Linked DNA regions of Homo sapiens: region 1 is linked to region 2. Evidence: read pairs that join two places in POLR2A ChIA-PET (ENCODE). Cell type or tissue: PC-9. All regions are shown on one strand. Each heading gives the region's core, and the rest is flanking DNA. Links, peaks and the distances in the headings are about the cores only.

Region 1 (8,317 bases), core at 318-8,317, 54 kb after region 2:
TCATCAGGTTGGCCAGCTTGGTCTCGAACTCCTGACTTCAGGTGATCCGCCCGCCTTGGCCTCCCAAAGTGCTGGGATTACAGGCACTGCGCCCGACCTTTTCTTTTCTTTTTGAGATGGAGTGTTTCTCTGTCGCTTAGGCTGGAGTGCAGAGTGACATGATCTTGGCTCACTGCGACCTCCAACCCCCGTCCCCAGGCTCAAGCAATTCTCCTGTCTCATCCTCTCTAGTAGCTGGGATTACAGGCTTGTGCTAGCATGCAGGGATAATTTTTTTATTTTTAGTAGAACGGGGGGTTTCACCACGTTGATCAGGCTGGTCTCAAACTCCTGACCTCAAGTGATCTGCCTGCCTCGGCCTCTCAAAGAGCTAGGATTACAGGTGTGAGCCAACACACCCAGCCTAAAATGATTTTCTTTTCAAAGGAAACTTACTAGCAAGCCAAGCTTATTTATTATTTATTTTATTTTATTTTTAGAGACAGGGTCTTGCTCTTTCGTCCAAGCTGGAGTATAGTGGTGATCACAGTTCACTGCAACCTTGAACTCCTGGGCTCAAGCAATCCTCCCGCTTCAGCCTCCTTAGTAGCTGGGACTATAGGCGTGCACCACCACACCCAGCTAACTTTTTGTATTTTTTGTAGAAAGAGGGTCTCACTATGTTGCCCAGGCTGTTTTTGAACTCCTGGCCCCAAGTGATGCTCCCACTTGGGCCTCTCAAAGTGCTGGGATTACAAGCATGAGGCACCACACCCAGCCTGTCTTGCTTATTCTTTTTGCTTCAAACATATCTCTGCTCTGGCTGGATGCGGTGCCTCACACCTATATTCTCAGCACTTTGGGAGGCCGAGGCAGGTGGATCACCTGAGGTCCGGAGTTCAAGACCAGCCTGACCAACATGGCAAAACCCCATCTCTACTAAAAATACAAAAATTAGCCAGGCATGGTGGCACGTGCCTGTAATCCCAGCCACTTGGGAGGCTGAGGCAAGAGAATCACTTGAACCCTGGAGGCAGAGTTTGCAGTGAGCTGAGATTGAGACACTGCACTCCAGCCTGGGCGACAGAGTGAGAATCCACCACAAAAAACAAAAAAAAACAAAAACTAAATATATCTCTGCTCTGTAACCAAATTTCAGATAAACTGGTGCAGCCCTTCAGTATGGGGCAAAAAAAGTTATCTTTATGTCTTTTGTCCACTTTTATCACTACAAATTTTACAAAATATCCCTGCAATTTTTTTTTTTTTTTGAGAGGGAGTCTTGTGCTGTTGCCTAGGCTGGAGTGCAGTTGAGCAATCTCGGCTTACTGCAAGCTCCGCCTCCCGGGTTCACGCCATTCTCCTGCCTCAGCCTCCCGAGTAGCTGGGACTACAGGTGCCCGCCACCACACCCGGCTAATTTTTTGTACTTTTAGTAGAGACAGGGTTTCACCATGTTAGCCAGGATGGTCTCGATCTCCTGACCTCGTGATCCGCCCACCTCAGCCTCCCAACGTGCTGGGATTACAGGCATGAGCCACCATGCCCGGCCTTTTTTTTTTTTTCAGACAGAATCTCACTGTGTTGCCCAAGCTGGAGTGCAGTGGTCACTGCAACCTCCATCTCCCAGGTTTAAGTGATTCTCGTGCCTCAGCCTCCTAAATAGCTGGGATTACAGGCATGTGCCACCATGCCCAGCTAAAGATGGGGCAGGGGGTGCAGGGATCTCGATATGTTGGCCAGACTCATCTTGAACTCCTGACTTCAAGTGATCAACCTGCTTCAGCCTCCCAAAGTGCTGGGATTACAGGTGTGAGCCACCATGCCGGCTAATTTTGTTGTTATTGTTGTTGTTGTTTTGAGATAGTCTCACTCCTGTCGCGCATACTGAAGTGCAGAGGCGCAATCTTGGCTCACTGCAACCTCCACCTGGCTCACTGCAACCTTCACCTCCTGGATTCAAGCGATTCTCCTTCCTCAGCCTCCTGAGTAGCTGGGGTTACAGGTGTGCACCACCACCCCCAGCTAATTTTTGATTTTTTAGTAGAGACGGGGTTTTGCCATGTTGGCCAGGCTGGTCTTGAACTCCTGACCTCAGGCGATCTGCCTGCCTTGGCCTCCCAATGTGCTAGGATTACATGCGTGAGCCACCATGCCCGGCCTTGTTGTTTTTAGAAACGATATTTTTTCCTGTTAGCTTGTGAAAGTTGATTGGGTCATTCTTGTCATCCCCAACTAAAACAGTGTCAAGAGGTAAAGGGAAAAAAAAGCACTCAGGGCACATAACATTGCTCCAAAAATGTAATTATCTGTAAGCCTGGCTGCTGAAACTGCCCGCTATAACCTAAACCAGTTTTTTTGTTTGTTTGTTTTGAGATGGAGTCTCACTCTGTCGCCCAGGCTGGAATGCAATGGCATGATTTTGGCTCACTGCAACCTCTGCCTCCAGGTTCATGTGATTCTCCTGCCTCAGCCTCCCAAGTAGCTGGGATTACAGGCACCCGCCAACATACCCAGCCAATTTTTGTATTTTTAGCAGAGACGGGGTTTCATCATGTTGGTCAGGCTGGTCTTGAACTCCTGACCTCAGGTGATCCACCCGCCTCGGCCTCCCAAAGCGCTGGGATTACAGGCGTGAGCCACCGTGCCCGGCTGACCTAAACCAGTTTTATCTAATTAGCTGCTAAAAACAACCTGCAGTGACTCTAAGGATCGTTTTACCTAGTTGCCATTACTTGCCAATCAAAACTTGCCAGCTCCCCAAAACCTTACTAGTGACAATGAACTTTCTTAAAGAACAATATACAACAGTTCTCTTTTTTTGTTGTTTGTTTTGATATAGGGTCTTGCTTTGTTGCCCAGGCTGGAGTGTTCCGGTGTGATCACAGCTCACTGCACTCCCAAACTCCTGGGCTCAAGTGAACCTCTCATCTTGGCTTCCCAACGTGTTGGGATTACAGGCATGAGCCACTGTTCCTGGCTATATTTCTCTTTTACAAAAATAAAACCTCTAACCATCTGTTTGTTCTTCTGACGTACCAAAGACCACCCTGTTTGTGTGTATGCCCTGAATGGCAATTATTGCTTCCCAAATGTTTTAAATTTATAGATTTGTCTCTGTATTTTATTTTACTTGGACAGCCTTTTTCTTTTTCTTTTCTTTTTTTCTTTCTTTTTTTTTTTTTTTTTTTTTAGATGGAGTTTCACTTTTATTGCCCAGGCTGGAGGACAGTGGTGCAATCTGGGGCTCACTGCAACTTCTGCCTCCCGGGTTAAAGCAATTCTCCTGCCTCAGCCTCCCCAGTAGCTGGGATTACAGGTGCCCGCCCCCATGCCGGGCTAATTTTTGTATTTTTAGTAGAGATGGGGTTTTGCCATGTTGGCCAAGCTGGTCTCGAACTCCTGACCTCAGGTGATCCACCCGCCTCAGCCTCCCAAAGTGCTGGGATTACAGGCGTGAGCCACTGCGCCTGGCTTGGACAGCCTTTTTGTACCCCTGATTCCCAGGAGAACTGCTGCTCTATTTTCCCATGGCTTACCTTGAAAAGAGTAGGATACTAGAGAAAAGGATGGCTAATCACGTGTTTACAAGCCATGTTTCAGGAGATGACCCTTGTAGCCCGGATATTTATTTGCCTCACCAAAATTCAGGTTCTAGGTGTAAGCCAGGATTTGGGGGATGGAACTGAAAATGCTTCTCCAAACGGTGAAAAGCGGGCCCAGCGCAGAGGCTGAGGAGGAAGGATCACTTGAAGCCAGGAGTTCGAGACCAGCCTGGGCAACATAGAGAGACCTCCCCCCACGCCCTGCCCACCACCGCCGTCTTTACAAAAAAATTAGCCAGGCATGGTGGTGGGACCACAGGGGCACAGGCTGAGGTCAGAGGATTGCTCCAGCCCAGGAGTTCCAGGCTGCAATGAATGGTGATAAACCCACTGCACTCTTTCCTGGGCAACAGAGTGAGACCCTGTCTTAAATAAAATAAAATAAATAAATAAAAAAAAAAGAAAAGTGAAGGCAACGTTAATAAGTGTCCACTATGACATAATAATAACCAGCATCACACACACACACAAATCTTGCATATATCACAAAAATCTCAGTATGGTAATTCTGTGGAGAAAAAAAAAAAGCCCATCCAGGTAAGCATAGAAAGTGTTTTTTCATCATCTCCCTTTGACTCCAAATGAAGAAGCAGAGTTCCCAATAGCATGAACTAGATGTTGGCAGAGGAAAAAGCGAGTCCTCGTCCTATCCTGGTGTAAACTTCTGATTCTGGACAATTCTCAGTAGGATTGGCAATGACTCTTCTAGGCCTCCTTGTGATTGTTGATATATTTTTTTTAATTTAAAGTTCCGGAATACATGTCCAGGACGTGCAGGTTTGTTACACAGGTAAATGTGTGCCATGGTGGTTTGCTGTAACTATCATCCCATCACCTAGGTATTAAGCTCCGCATGTATTAGCTATTTATCTTGATGCTCCCCTCCCCCGGTTATCAGGATTTTTAAACAGTTTGCTCTAATTCACTGACAGGATTCTTTTAGAATGAATCTAAAAAAGCTGGGAATCTTTAACCTGAGCGCAGATCGGATCACGTGGAACGGTGCTGGTGTTTGTTAAAAATTCAGATTGCCCCGAATTTTCGACTCAGAGGGTCTGAAGTGGGGCTAAGATCTGCAGATTAACGGGCTCCGTGGGAGGCTCCCTGCTGGTGGCCAGTCCCGGGGTTTAGCTGTTCACTGTTGCTACTCGTGCTAAACCACGGTCTAACACTACCGACACTATTAATCGCCCTGGTCCTCAAGACAGCCGCGACCCCAGACGGGTGAGGCCCTCATCCTCTAGCACCAGATGGGGCCTGGGAACTGCTGCTTAGCAGATTCAGCTACCCACGTGGTCACCCGGGGCAACCACAAGGTCGACTCAAAAGACCAAAATAAATGTATAACGAATGCCAGGACCAAAGCCGGAATATATCTAATCATTCATTTTGAGGTTTAAACTTAAAAATGTTACATAAAAAAATAAGTAACCTGCCAAAAAATGCAGAGTGGCGGCGGGGGCGGGGGGAGAGGTGGTGAACGCGAGGGGCAGTACTTCCGGGTCAGGTGGGCCGGCTGTCTTGACCTTCTTTGCGGCTCGGCCATTTTGTCCCAGTCAGTCCGGAGGCTGCGGCTGCAGAAGTACCGCCTGCGGAGTAACTGCAAAGATGCTGTCCGTGCGCGTTGCTGCGGCCGTGGTCCGCGCCCTTCCTCGGCGGGCCGGACTGGTGAGCACCGAAGGCCGGCATGATGCAGGCGGCCGGGTGGGGCTGCAGGGTGGTGGTGCGCCGGCTCGGGCGCTCTCTGCAGGAGGGCGAGGGGCTGTGGCGAATGCCGCCATCTTGCACCCGTGGCTTCTCCGGCTGGACAGAGCAGGCGACACAGGTGCCCTTTTGCTCGTCACCTGCGCAGAGGCAGAATGGTACAGGGCAGACAGTTAACTCGATGGTGTCCAGAGACAGGGCCTCAAGATTCCTGTCTTCGGCTGACAGCGGCCCTAGAAGGGGGATCTTGGGTGAAGGTCAGGGCTTGGGCGCTAGCTCTCCGAGGCCTGTTCTGAATCGGTGAGGTTCCTCTCTTTCGATTCTTAGGGTCGCGTCCCGCTGAAGGTCAGAAAACTGCTGTCAGCTCTTGTTGAAGCTAGTCAGTGGAGTCTGACATTGTGTGAAGGTCAGCAGGCCCAGCATTTCACCTCTGCCTGGAGCTCAGTTTAGAGGAAAGGAATAAATGAAGGTGGTTTTTGGAATACTTACGTAGGCTTTCTCTTAGTGCTGAATACGAAACGACCGTGAAAACGTCCTGCAGGTGCAAAGAACCATTTCATGTGGCCAGCACTGTGACAACAGTGAAGCTGGTTTCTAAATTGTCTCTCCGGCAGAGTGTGTGCTTTGTGGCACTTGGACGTGTTTAAAGAATTTGTCCTTGAGTTTTCCACCTGGTTTTGAGTAATTTTTAGTGATGGAGAATTCAAGTAAAAGAGAACAAGGTTGGAAAATGGCTGTAAGGATTAATACCCTTCGTTATTTGTTTCCCTTGAAATTAACATGATTTCAGTGTAAACGCATTGACACTGACACTTTTTTTTTGTTCTAAAAGTAATCTCAATTTGAAAGGTGAAATAAACATGTTGGCTGTTTTGCTGCCTTAACAACCGCTGGTAGCATCTTGGGTTTCTGTTAACAAAAAAGCATTTTTAACGGTTTTCATCTAGCTCCTATGGAAGGTAGAGGCTTCAGAATTGACAGTGACCAGTCGCAGTATTACAACTTGAAGGAGAAACTGAAGGAAGTTCCAGGTGGCTGCAGGATTTGTTGAGAGAGTAAAATAAGTCCACATGCCACAACTCTTGGTTTCTAATCTAACTCTAGCATTTATTCAGTTTTTGTTTGCTTGTTTTTTTTTTTTTTTTTTTTTTTTGAGATGGTGTCTCGCTCAGTCGCCCAGGCTGGATTGCAATGGCGTGATCTCCGCCCACTGCAACCACCGCCTCCCAGGATCAAGTGATTCTCCCACCTCAGCCTCCCGAGTAGCTGGGATTACAGGCACCCGCCGTCATGCCCTGCTACTTTTTGTAGTTTTTCGTAGAGACGGGGTTTCACCATGTTGGCTAGGCTGGTCTTGAACTCCTGACGTCAGGTGATCCGCTCGCCTCGGCCTTCTGAAGTGCTGGGATTACAAGCATGAGCCGTCGTGCCCGGCCGCTTGTTGTCGTTGTTGTTGTTGTTGTTTTTAAGTAAAATTGGAACTACTTTGAGTTTTGCCCCTTGTAGGAAGCTGTTTATCTTAGAATTCCTGCAACTCCATTAAAATACATCTAAAGTCAAAATAATAAAAATTGGGTACCTTTAAAGGGAAAGACACTTACATTTTGTTAACAGTTGCTTTTTTTTTTTTTTTTTGAGACGGAGTTTTGCTTTTGTCGCCCAGGCTGGAGTGCAGTGGCGCGATCTTGGCTCACCACAACCTCTGCCTCCCAGGTTCAAGCGATTCTCCTGCCTCAGCTTCCCGAGTAGCTGGGATTACAGGCATGTGCCACCACGCCCAGCTAATTTTGTATTTCTAGTAGAGACGGGGTTTCTCCATGTTGGTCAGGCTGGTCTCCAACTCCCGACCTTAGGTAATCCGCCCGCCTTGGCCTCCCAAAGTGCTGGGATTACAGGCATGAGCCACCGTGCCCTGCCAATAGTTGCTTTTTAAAATACTGACTGCCAGGCCGGGTGCAGTGGCTGACGTCTGTAATTCCAGCACTTTGGGAGGCCAAGGTGGGTGCATCACCTGAAGTCAGGAGTTCGAGATCAACCTGGCCAACATGGCGAAACCCTGTCTCTACTAAAAATAAAAAAATTAGCCGGGCATGGTGGTGGTCGCCTGTAGTCCCAGCTACTCAGGAGGCCGAGGCATGAGAATCGCTTGAACCTGGGAGGTGAAGGTTGCAATGAGCCAAGATCGTGCCCCTGCACTCCAGCTTGGGTGACAGAATGAGACTCCGTCTCAGAAGGAAAAAAAAAATGTGTGTGTATATATATATTTACTGCCCAGTAAATATATATTTATTTACTGCCCAGTCTGGGCAATATGATGAAATCCTGTCTCTATAAAAAAAATAAGTACAAAAATTAGCCTGGCCAGGTGGCGCACTCCTGTGATCCCACCTACTGGGGAGGCTGAGGTGGGAGGATCACCTGAGCCCAGGAAGTCGAGGCTGTAGTGAGCCGTGATTGAGCCACTGCACTCCGACCTGGGTGACAAGAGTGAGACCCTGTCCCAAAAAAGAAAAAAAAATAAGCCGGGTGCGGTGCTCACGCCTATAGTTCTAGCACTTTGGGAGGCCAAGGCGGGTGGATCACTTGAGGTCAGGAGTTCGAGACCAGCCTGGCCAGCATGGTGAAACCCCGTCTCTACTAAAAATATAAAAAATTAACCTGGTGGAGGTGGCGCACCCCTGTAGTCCCAGCTACTCGGGAGGCTGAGAATCGCTTGAGACTAGGAGGTGGAGGATGCAGTGAGCCGTCTCAAAAAAACAATAATAATAAAGTACAGACTGCATTTTAAAAATATGCGAGTGTTTACTGTGTACTAGGAGCTGTATAAAAGGTTTTCACATATATCAAAAGCTACTTTCCCATTTGACATTTTAAACAAAATGCTTTATATGTAATTAGCATTTTCACCAGTACTTTGATCACACTAAGCTGGCATTTGTTTAAGCTTGTAAGTTTTATAAAGGCTTTGTTAAAAATCAAATTTTTAAGAATACTTTTGCACTAGGTCTCCAGAAATGCTTTGGGTTCAT
Region 2 (8,328 bases), core at 42-8,041:
GAGAGTACGGCCTGATGTTCTTCCTGGATACCCTGCGCTCCTTGGATGTAGGCCTGGTGCTGGTTGGTGGCATGATCTGCAGGTCTCGGAGGATCCTTCCTGTCCTGCTCAGCTCACCTGGGCTTTCTCTGTGTGGGGCTTCTTCTCCAGCCTCCAAGTATACAACTTGACCTTGAGCAGCCCTCTGTTCTCCATCCTCACTGAAGACACAGCAGAAGGACTTTATTTACATTTAGTCTGTGGCAGGAAGGACCCATCCACTGAAGGGGTTCCCCCTCTGTGTCAGGCTTTGCTCAGGCTGTTGTAAGAACCTGTCACCATCTAGTCTCAGGAATGGTAAAACACTCCCCAGGCCAGGTGTGGTGGCTCATGCCTGTAATCCTAGCACTTTGGGAGGCCAAGGCCAGCCAGTTTACTTGAGGTCAGGAGTCCAAGACCAGCCTAGCCAATATGGTGAAATGCTTTTTCTACTAAAAATAAAAAAAAACAAAATTAGCAGGAAATCGCTTGAACCCAGGAAGCAGAGTTGCAGTGAGCCAAGATCGCACAACTGCACTGCAGCCTGGGCAACAGAGCAAGACTCTGTCTCAGAACAAAACAAAACAAAACACACTCCCCAAACGGTCACATTCCAAGCAACAGGTAAGGGAACAATAGAGTAAATTCTGGACTGATTCAAGCCTTGACAAAATTTCTAGGGTGGAAGAGTGAGAAGGAGAGCAACATTTCATGAAAAAACAAGGTCAGAATTTATTTGCAGTGAATAATACTCTAGCCCTCCAACTCAAGTATGCAAGAAACATCACTTTCTTCATTTCCTAGAAATCAATTTGATTTCTACTTTAAGGCCCCCACCTGGCAGGAGAATTCATACCAGTCATTGCTGAGGTTTCATTTGCCTTCCCCACCCAGGAAACCCCAGACACAATAGTTCTAAGAAGACATAGATGTGGCCAGAGGAACTTCCAGGTACAGCACTCAACCTAGTCTGCTCTATTGGGTAAGACGGGCATGAGGTCGCCTCCCATTAGGACTAGTGATAGCATAATAGAATAGAGTCCTAGAAACTGAGACAAGGAAGCTGCAAACTCAGCCTGAGCTCCTTGAGAAGGATTGACTCACTGAGGGGGAGAACTCTGAGCCATGACTCTAAGAATGACAAGAATTTTGCCTCATAGAGAAGAGGAAAAGCATTCTGGAAAGATGTCACAGTGGAATGAAAGGACTAGGTCATTTTGGGAATGAGTGCCCAGAGGCTGATACTCATTTGGATGTGGAGAAGGCAAGGGTAAGGGAGGAATTTAGAAAAAAGAAAAAAATCTCCTTTGAGACAAGCCTGGCCAACATGGTGAAACCCTGTCTCCACTAAAAATACAAAAATTAGCCGGGTGTGGTGGCACACTCCTGTAATCCCAGCACTTTGGGAGGCCAAGGCAGGTGGATCACTTGAGGTCAGGAGTTCGAGACCAACCTGGCCAACATTGCAAAACCCCATCCGTACTAAAAATACTAAAAATTAGCTGGGCATGGTGGCGGGCACCTGTAATCCCAGATACTCGGGAGGCTGAAGTGGGAGAATCGCTTGAATCTGGGAGGTGGAGGCTGCAGTGAGCCCAGATCATATAGCTGCACTCCAGTGTGGATGACGGAGTGAGACCCTGTCTCGAAAAAAGAAAAAAAGAACAAAATCCCAAGGAAGACTTATAACGTGGACTGTGATTTTTTTTTTTTCTCTTGCTAGGGTTGGGGCCTGTGTAATAAATAACCCTTTCTCTTTCTCTCCTCAAGTTTGGAAGCAACTAAAAAATAAGATGCAGGAAACAGGCGAACACTTAAATGTCAACTTTATGGCAGATCAAAGCTGGATTGGGGGACACGGTGCAAATGAGCAGCCTCCATGAACTTCCTATCCCATTCCTGTCACAGCAAATGTAGACAGACTATTCAACCAGTCACAGGAGCGCTGCCCTGTCTGAGCAGCCCAGAATCTACTCTCAGGCAAGTCCTAAAGAGAATACCTGGTGAGGCTTCCCACCTCAACTTCTCCCTTGAAATCTTCACACCAGAAGGTGATCTGGTTTCATGCTCTACCTCCCACCATGGTCTTGAAATATAAAGGAGGGCAGCTGACATGAGATCCATGGGGATTAATATTTCCTGGTGACATTTCAGGTAAAATATTGGGTGGAGAAAATATTACCGGATGGGAACCATTCTTCTTGCCGGGAGAGTCAGGCCAGAGAGACTCCAGGAATGTGGCTCCAATAGAGACCCCTCCACAGGGAAGCAAGAAGTAGGGGATGGAGTTTCCATTTCACAACCCATATCCACCCTGTGGGCACTCGCATTGTTATTGCTTTCTGAAATAAAGAACTACCTCACATCTGCGTAGAAATCAAACTTTTCAGAGTACTTTCACATCCATAAAACAAGAACATAGATACAAAGTAGAAGAGTTTTCTAAAATCATCTAAGCCTATTTCTCCTTTTACAGATGATAAAATTCAGGCTAAGAGCATTAAGAGACCAGGCAAGGTGGATCACCTGAGGTCAGGAACTCGAGACCAGCCTGGCCAACATGGTGATGGATGCCGGTAGTCCCAGCTACTTGGGAGGCTGAGGCAGGAGAATTGCTTGAAACTGGGAGGCAGAGGTTGCAGTAAGCCGAGATCGTGCCACTGCACTCCAGCCTGGGCAACAAGAGCGAAACTCAGTCTCAAAAAGACAGAGACCAGCCAAGGGCTACACAATTAGTGGTCACCTGTCTCTCAGCATGACCAAAAGTCACAAGTTCCTTTGGCTTTAGATCCCCAACACAAAACCTTCCTCCATCTTTGAATTCTCTTCTCTGCAGCAGCTATCCTGAAAATCAACACAACTGTTGGAAAAGAGGGAATGGAAGGAAAAGAGCTCCTGGGAGTGGCTAACTGCTCTGGGTGGACTCACGACGCTTAGCCTATAAAATCTATTTGTCTATATTTGCATTGCCGGTATTCAGCAGAGGGGCTGATAGAGTGCTACGTAAGGTCTCCATTCTGACGAACCGAATGAATGCTTGCATGAATAGATGAATGGCTGAAGAGCCAGAAAACCGGAGATAGGAAACATTTTTTCGGAAATGGGTGAAGAAGGATTCTTTAAACAGCAGAGCAGTAAACTTGGCATTGCTCAGAGGCCTGTGTTGGGCTTGTGCTCCGGCTGGCGCCTCTCCCCATTCTCCAAGCATCTTTAAAGGTCATCTTGGGTTTTTTCCTCTCCTCTCCTTCATCCCTGTATCAAATTTGTTTCCAAGTTCTCTCATATCTCCTTCTTTTCCATCTCTGTTGCTACATCCTGGCCTAGGTGCTTATCACTTTGTGCTGGCCTGGACTCATATGTTGGGGCAGGGCTGAGCACAGAGGCCTGGGAGGCAGTTAGGAGGCTATCTCCCTGCATCAGGCTGCAGCTGACACCTGCTTTTGTCTCCCCTCTCCCTCCACTGCCTGTGGCCTCCTCCTTATCGGCTACCCTCATGTGCACCTTCAGCCTCCTCCCAGCCAGCTCTCAGCTCTCACCAGGCCAGGCACTTCCCACACTTTCAGGCTCGCTCCACCCCCTCACCCGTGCCCTCCCCTCCCCCAGCCCCTTCCTCAGGTTTCAATTAACTAGCTGCCCATAGATTGCAGCAAATTTATTCTCCCTGAAATAGAAGTGACCCATAACAAGGCTTAATGAGATCATCCCCCAAGGAATTTAATAAGGGACAATCCCTTTAGCCAGTCAGATGAGCGTGTCAGCTGTGTGTGAGGGAGTATTGGGGGAGGGAAGGCAGACAGTGGGTGCCCCACCTCTGGGGTGTGTTGGTGGTCCGGGCCCCTGGGGCAGGCGGCAGCGGGTGTGGGAAGCAGAGAGACCTGGCAGACCGGCTGGGTGGGACAGCACAGAAGCACAAGCTCACCTACTTCAGAAGTGTGCCAAGAGCTAGCAGGAAACCTGATGCCCTCCCTGACTCAGCTTCCCAGGAGCTCCCCAGGGCAGTCCTAGAGGTCACAAGCCCAAGAGTTTTAGGTATCATGGGAGGAAGATTGCAGAGTGGACCCTTTGCCCCCCAGTAAATTAACAGAGGTGGGGATGGATGCCCAGCATGGTTGCACGTCCCTTACAGAGCAGGGGAAAGAGGACATTTGTTTTTCCTGCTCTTGAAAGCTGATCGCCTCTGCAGCCAGGCGTGGTGCCAGTTGTGGTCAGCGTCTAGCCTGCTGGCAGATGGGTCATCAAGGACTCAGGGTGAGTCCTCAGCTGTCTGCATTTTGCAGCAGCCACCTCAACGACACACCTCCTTGGCACCCACAGCCCCCCACATGAGAGCACTAGCCTGCTCACCCATTAGAGAACGATTCTTCCTTCTCACAACGGTGCAGCACTCAGCATCTGCCCATACAGAGTCTCCAAAAGCTAGAGCCTGAGAGGCTCCTAGGTGTGACCCGGTTCAACCATTTCCCTAATTTACAGATGCACAACTGGGACCCAGGGAGGTTAAGAGACTTCCCTAATGTACTGGCTTTCTGTGTTGCCCACAAATCATCTAAAAATGATTGTCATATAGCAGATTAAAATAGCACATACTTAGCGTCATTTCTATGGGTCAGGAACCTGAGCTCAGCTTAGCTGCCTCCTCTGCTCCATGGTTTCCCCAGGCTGAAATCAAGGTGTCAGCTGGGGCTGGAGTCTCATCAGAGGCTCAAGCAGGGAAAGACCTGCTTCCAGGCTCCCTCAGGCTGTTGGCAGAATCCATCTTCTTGCAGCTGTAGGACCGAAGTACCCATTTTCTTGCTGGTGGTCAGCCGAATGTTCTCGCAACTAAATGCTGCCCCCTCTTCCTTGCCAAGTGGCTCTTTCCATAGGTCTTCTCATAGCAGGTCAGTTTCTTCAAAGCCAATAACTGAGAGAGAGTCTCTAACCTCAGGGAGGGGCCAGTCCTTAAAAGCCTTTTAAGGCTTTTAACTGATTGAGTCAGGCTCACCCAGATGATCTCCCTTTTGATGAAATGAAATCAACAGATTTGAGACCCTAATTACATCTTCAAAATTTCTTTACCTTTGCCATATTCTGTTTGTGAGAATCAAGTCACACAAAATTTGAATGTGTCCCACCCACATTCCAAGGGAGGGGATTATATCCCAGCTACTTGGGAGACTGAGGCAGGAGGATTGCTTGAACCTGGGAGGTGGAGGTTGCAGTGAGCTGAGATTGCACCACTGCACTCCAGCCTGGGCGACAGAGCAAGACTCTGTCTTGAAAAATAAATAAATAGGCCAGGTGTGGTGGCTCACGCTTGTAATTCCAGCACTTTGGGAGGCCGAGGTGGGTGGATCACGAGGTCAGGAGTTCGAGACCAGCCTGGTCAACACAGTGAAACCCTGTCTCTACTAAAAATACAAAAATTAGCTGGGCGTGGTGGTGCACACCTGTAATCCCAGCTACTCGGGAGGCTGAGGCAGGAGAATTGCTTGAACTCGGGAGGTGGAGGTGGCAGTGAGCTGAAATCACACCACTGCACTCCAGCCTGGGCGACATGGCTAGGCTCCACCTCAAAAATAAATAAATAAATAAATAACATGAAAAGTAGCAGATGGGAAATTTTAGGGCCATTCTAGGGTCTGTCTACCACATCTAATGTCACACAGCTAGGTAACAGCAGAAACAACATCTAGAACCTAGGTTTCTTATAGAAACAGGTCCCTGGGGCCAGTTACATTTCAGAATTCAGAATGTTCCAGATTTCAGATAGGTAATCAGGTGCTTATACCATAAACATAATACCCCCAAGCAGCGCCTGGAGGAACACCCAGGAGTCACACGCCTTAGAGTTCTGCAGTAGACCAAAATGGGGGTTCAGGTGAGGTTCTGCTGCCAAATGAATTCAGGTCAGATCAGGTTTTGTCAAATGAATTATGAAAAACCTTTGGGTTTTAGAGCTTTGGGGGCTTTGGAAATTCCAGTAAGGGATTGTGAGCCCATAATTGACACTCATTGAGTTCTGACCATATGCCAGATTTGGGCTAAGGATGTGCATTCTCACAGCCCTGTGGGAGAAGCAGGTTTTTGAGATTTTTTATTTTATTTTATTTTTGAGATGGAGTCTTGCTCTGTAACCCAGGCTGGAGTGCAATGGCACAATCTTGGCTCACTGCAACCTCTGCCTCAAGGGTTCAAGCGATTCTCTTGCCTCAGCCTCCTGAGTAGCTGGGACTACAGGCTTGCACCACGCTCAGCTAATTTTTGTATTTTTAGTAGAGACGGGGTTTCACCATATTAGTCAGGCTGGTCTTGAACTCTTGACCTCGTGATCTGCCTGCCTTGGCCTCCCAAAGTGCTGGGATTACAGGTGTGAGCCACCGAGCCCGGCCATTTTTGCGATTTTTAAACCATTTTCCTTCCTATATATCCTTCCCTTCACTTATTCTCATTCAAGTCAGAATAAGGCTCTGCATTCATTGATGTGGAGGTGGGAGGAGGCTGGGTAGAGCCTGAAAATCTCTCTTGCTTAATTTTGACAAAGCTGCTCAAGCCTCAGACTGGGGAGGAAATGTAGGCCTTTGATAAAACACTTCTGATAAGCAAAATAAATACATAAATAAGTAAAAAACACAAAACAAACACAAACACCAAAGACTGGAAATAGATCCCACACACCAGGCTAGGTAGAGGAAGGAGAAGGGCTGGGGGCTTCTGGCAGCATTCCCAAGCCGGCAACACTCCCTGAAGGCTGCATGCTGTGTCTAAACAACTGGCATCCTGGGTGCCTCTCAGTGTGCTTCCCTGGGAATGGAGGGAAGGGGCATCCTGGCTAGACACTGCTTGGCTCAGGATTGTCTTTCATTTGCTTTCTCATTATGTTGTGTAAGTGAGTCTTCTCTTTGCACCAGAGCAAGTCTATTTCTCTCTAGCCCAAGTACAGAACTTGTTGTTGAATAGATATTGCTCAATAAATGCTCATTTAGGGCCGGGTGCTGTGAGAGGTCAAGGAGGGTGGATCGCTTGAGCCCAGGAATTTGAGACCAGCCTGGGGAACATGACGAAACCCCATTTCTGCAAAAAATACAAAAAGTAGCCGGGCATGGTGGCAATAACCTATAATCCCAGCTACTCAGGAGGCTGAGGTGGGAGGATCTCTTGAGCCTGGGCTGCAGTGAGCCATGATCACACACTCTAGCCTGGATAAAAGAGTGAGACCTTGTCTCATAAAATAAAAAACAAAATAAAATAAAATAAGCTCATTGAGGGACTCTCTTCAGTGAGTACTGTGGGTCCCTGGCCCCTCCCTCTAGGACTTCCTGTGTAGTTTACATGCTCTGAAATATTTGCTTTGGTTAGGAGACCCTCTGTTTGTGTGTTTTTTGTTTTGTTTTTGTTTGTTTGTTTTTTTGAGATGGAGTCTCGCTCTGTTGCCCAGGCTGGAGTGCAGTGGCGCTATCTTGGCTCACTGCAAGCTCCGCGTCACAGGTTCAAGCAATTCTCCCTGCCTCAGCCTCCCGAATAGCTAGGATTACAGGCATCCACCACCACGCCTGGCTACTTTTTGTATATTTAGTAGAGACAGGGTTTCACCATGTTGGCCAGGCTGGTCTCGAACTCCTGACCTCAGGTGATCCACCCACCTTGGTCTCCCAAAGTGCTGGGATTCCGGGCGTGAGTGGCACCCAACCCTCTGATCTATTTCATCAAGGCTTCTGTCAGATTTCATGTATCATCCTCCCCTCAAGGGACCAGAGCCTCATGCTAAATGAGTGCAATCCCCAGGCCTAAAGTAGGAGAGTGGTTTGAGTGCTAGGCTTGTCCTTTTGGGAGCGAATCTTACCATGTGATTTGACTTTGGCCCCAGAATCCCAGGGATAGCCTTTGAAGGACTGGTTTTGTCCTTTTCCCCTTCACTTTGAAAGTATCTTAAAGATATGACTGCCCTCTGGTGGCTAAAATTATATATGTCAACGGCCCCCTGCCCTTCAAACATGATCCTAACAAGTGATTGAATGTCCTAGGAAGGAGTGAGCTGCAGGGTTAGGTTATGGGGTTTGTTTGGGATTGGGGTGAGAGAGTAGGCCATAACACTTCTCTCTGTGTTTACTGGCATAAATACCAGACTTCGGGTAGTTAACAGGATCTGGGTCATTTTGGGTGTAAAGTTCTTGAGGGCAGGGAACTACTTCAGTTTGGCTCAATGTTTTATCTAGTGCCTAGCAGAGCGCCGGGCACACAATACCTGCTCAAAAATGTTTATTGAATGAATAAACTGCTCCCTCAAAGGGAGCAACCACAACCTCGTTCATTATTACCTCACTTTGCTGC

Evidence for each region. ChIA-PET counts read pairs that join two places held together with the same protein. Peaks named below come from ENCODE experiments on the same cell type or tissue, not always from the same donor. Only the 100,000 strongest peaks of a DNase experiment are listed, where the experiment ranks them.
Region 1: POLR2A ChIA-PET joins it to region 2 with 27 read pairs; 8 of 35 experiments call an interaction of 5 or more read pairs at or near these places.

What each region holds. Positions count from the first base shown.
Region 1 is chr18:46,095,107-46,103,423 of GRCh38, reverse strand. ATP5F1A (ATP synthase F1 subunit alpha) reads left to right here and starts at 5,128. Exons shown (of 12, transcript NM_004046.6): 1 at 5,128-5,252; 2 at 8,293-8,317. The coding sequence starts at 5,193. RefSeq lists enhancers at 5,463-5,612, 4,529-5,728, 5,703-5,762. In PC-9, for the core only: no CTCF peak of the experiment used is centred there; a DNase peak (open chromatin) is centred at 5,143; H3K4me3 peaks cover 2,966 bases; H3K27ac peaks cover 1,683 bases.
Region 2 is chr18:46,148,553-46,156,880 of GRCh38, reverse strand. No RefSeq gene overlaps it. Among named protein-coding and RNA genes, the nearest start is that of ARK2N, 21 kb to the left of the region's middle. RefSeq lists a silencer at 790-996. In PC-9, for the core only: CTCF peaks have their summits at 7,733 and 7,937 (motif pointing left); DNase peaks (open chromatin) are centred at 1,080, 3,890, 6,970, 7,920 and 1 weaker place; H3K4me3 peaks cover 1,189 bases; H3K27ac peaks cover 6,110 bases.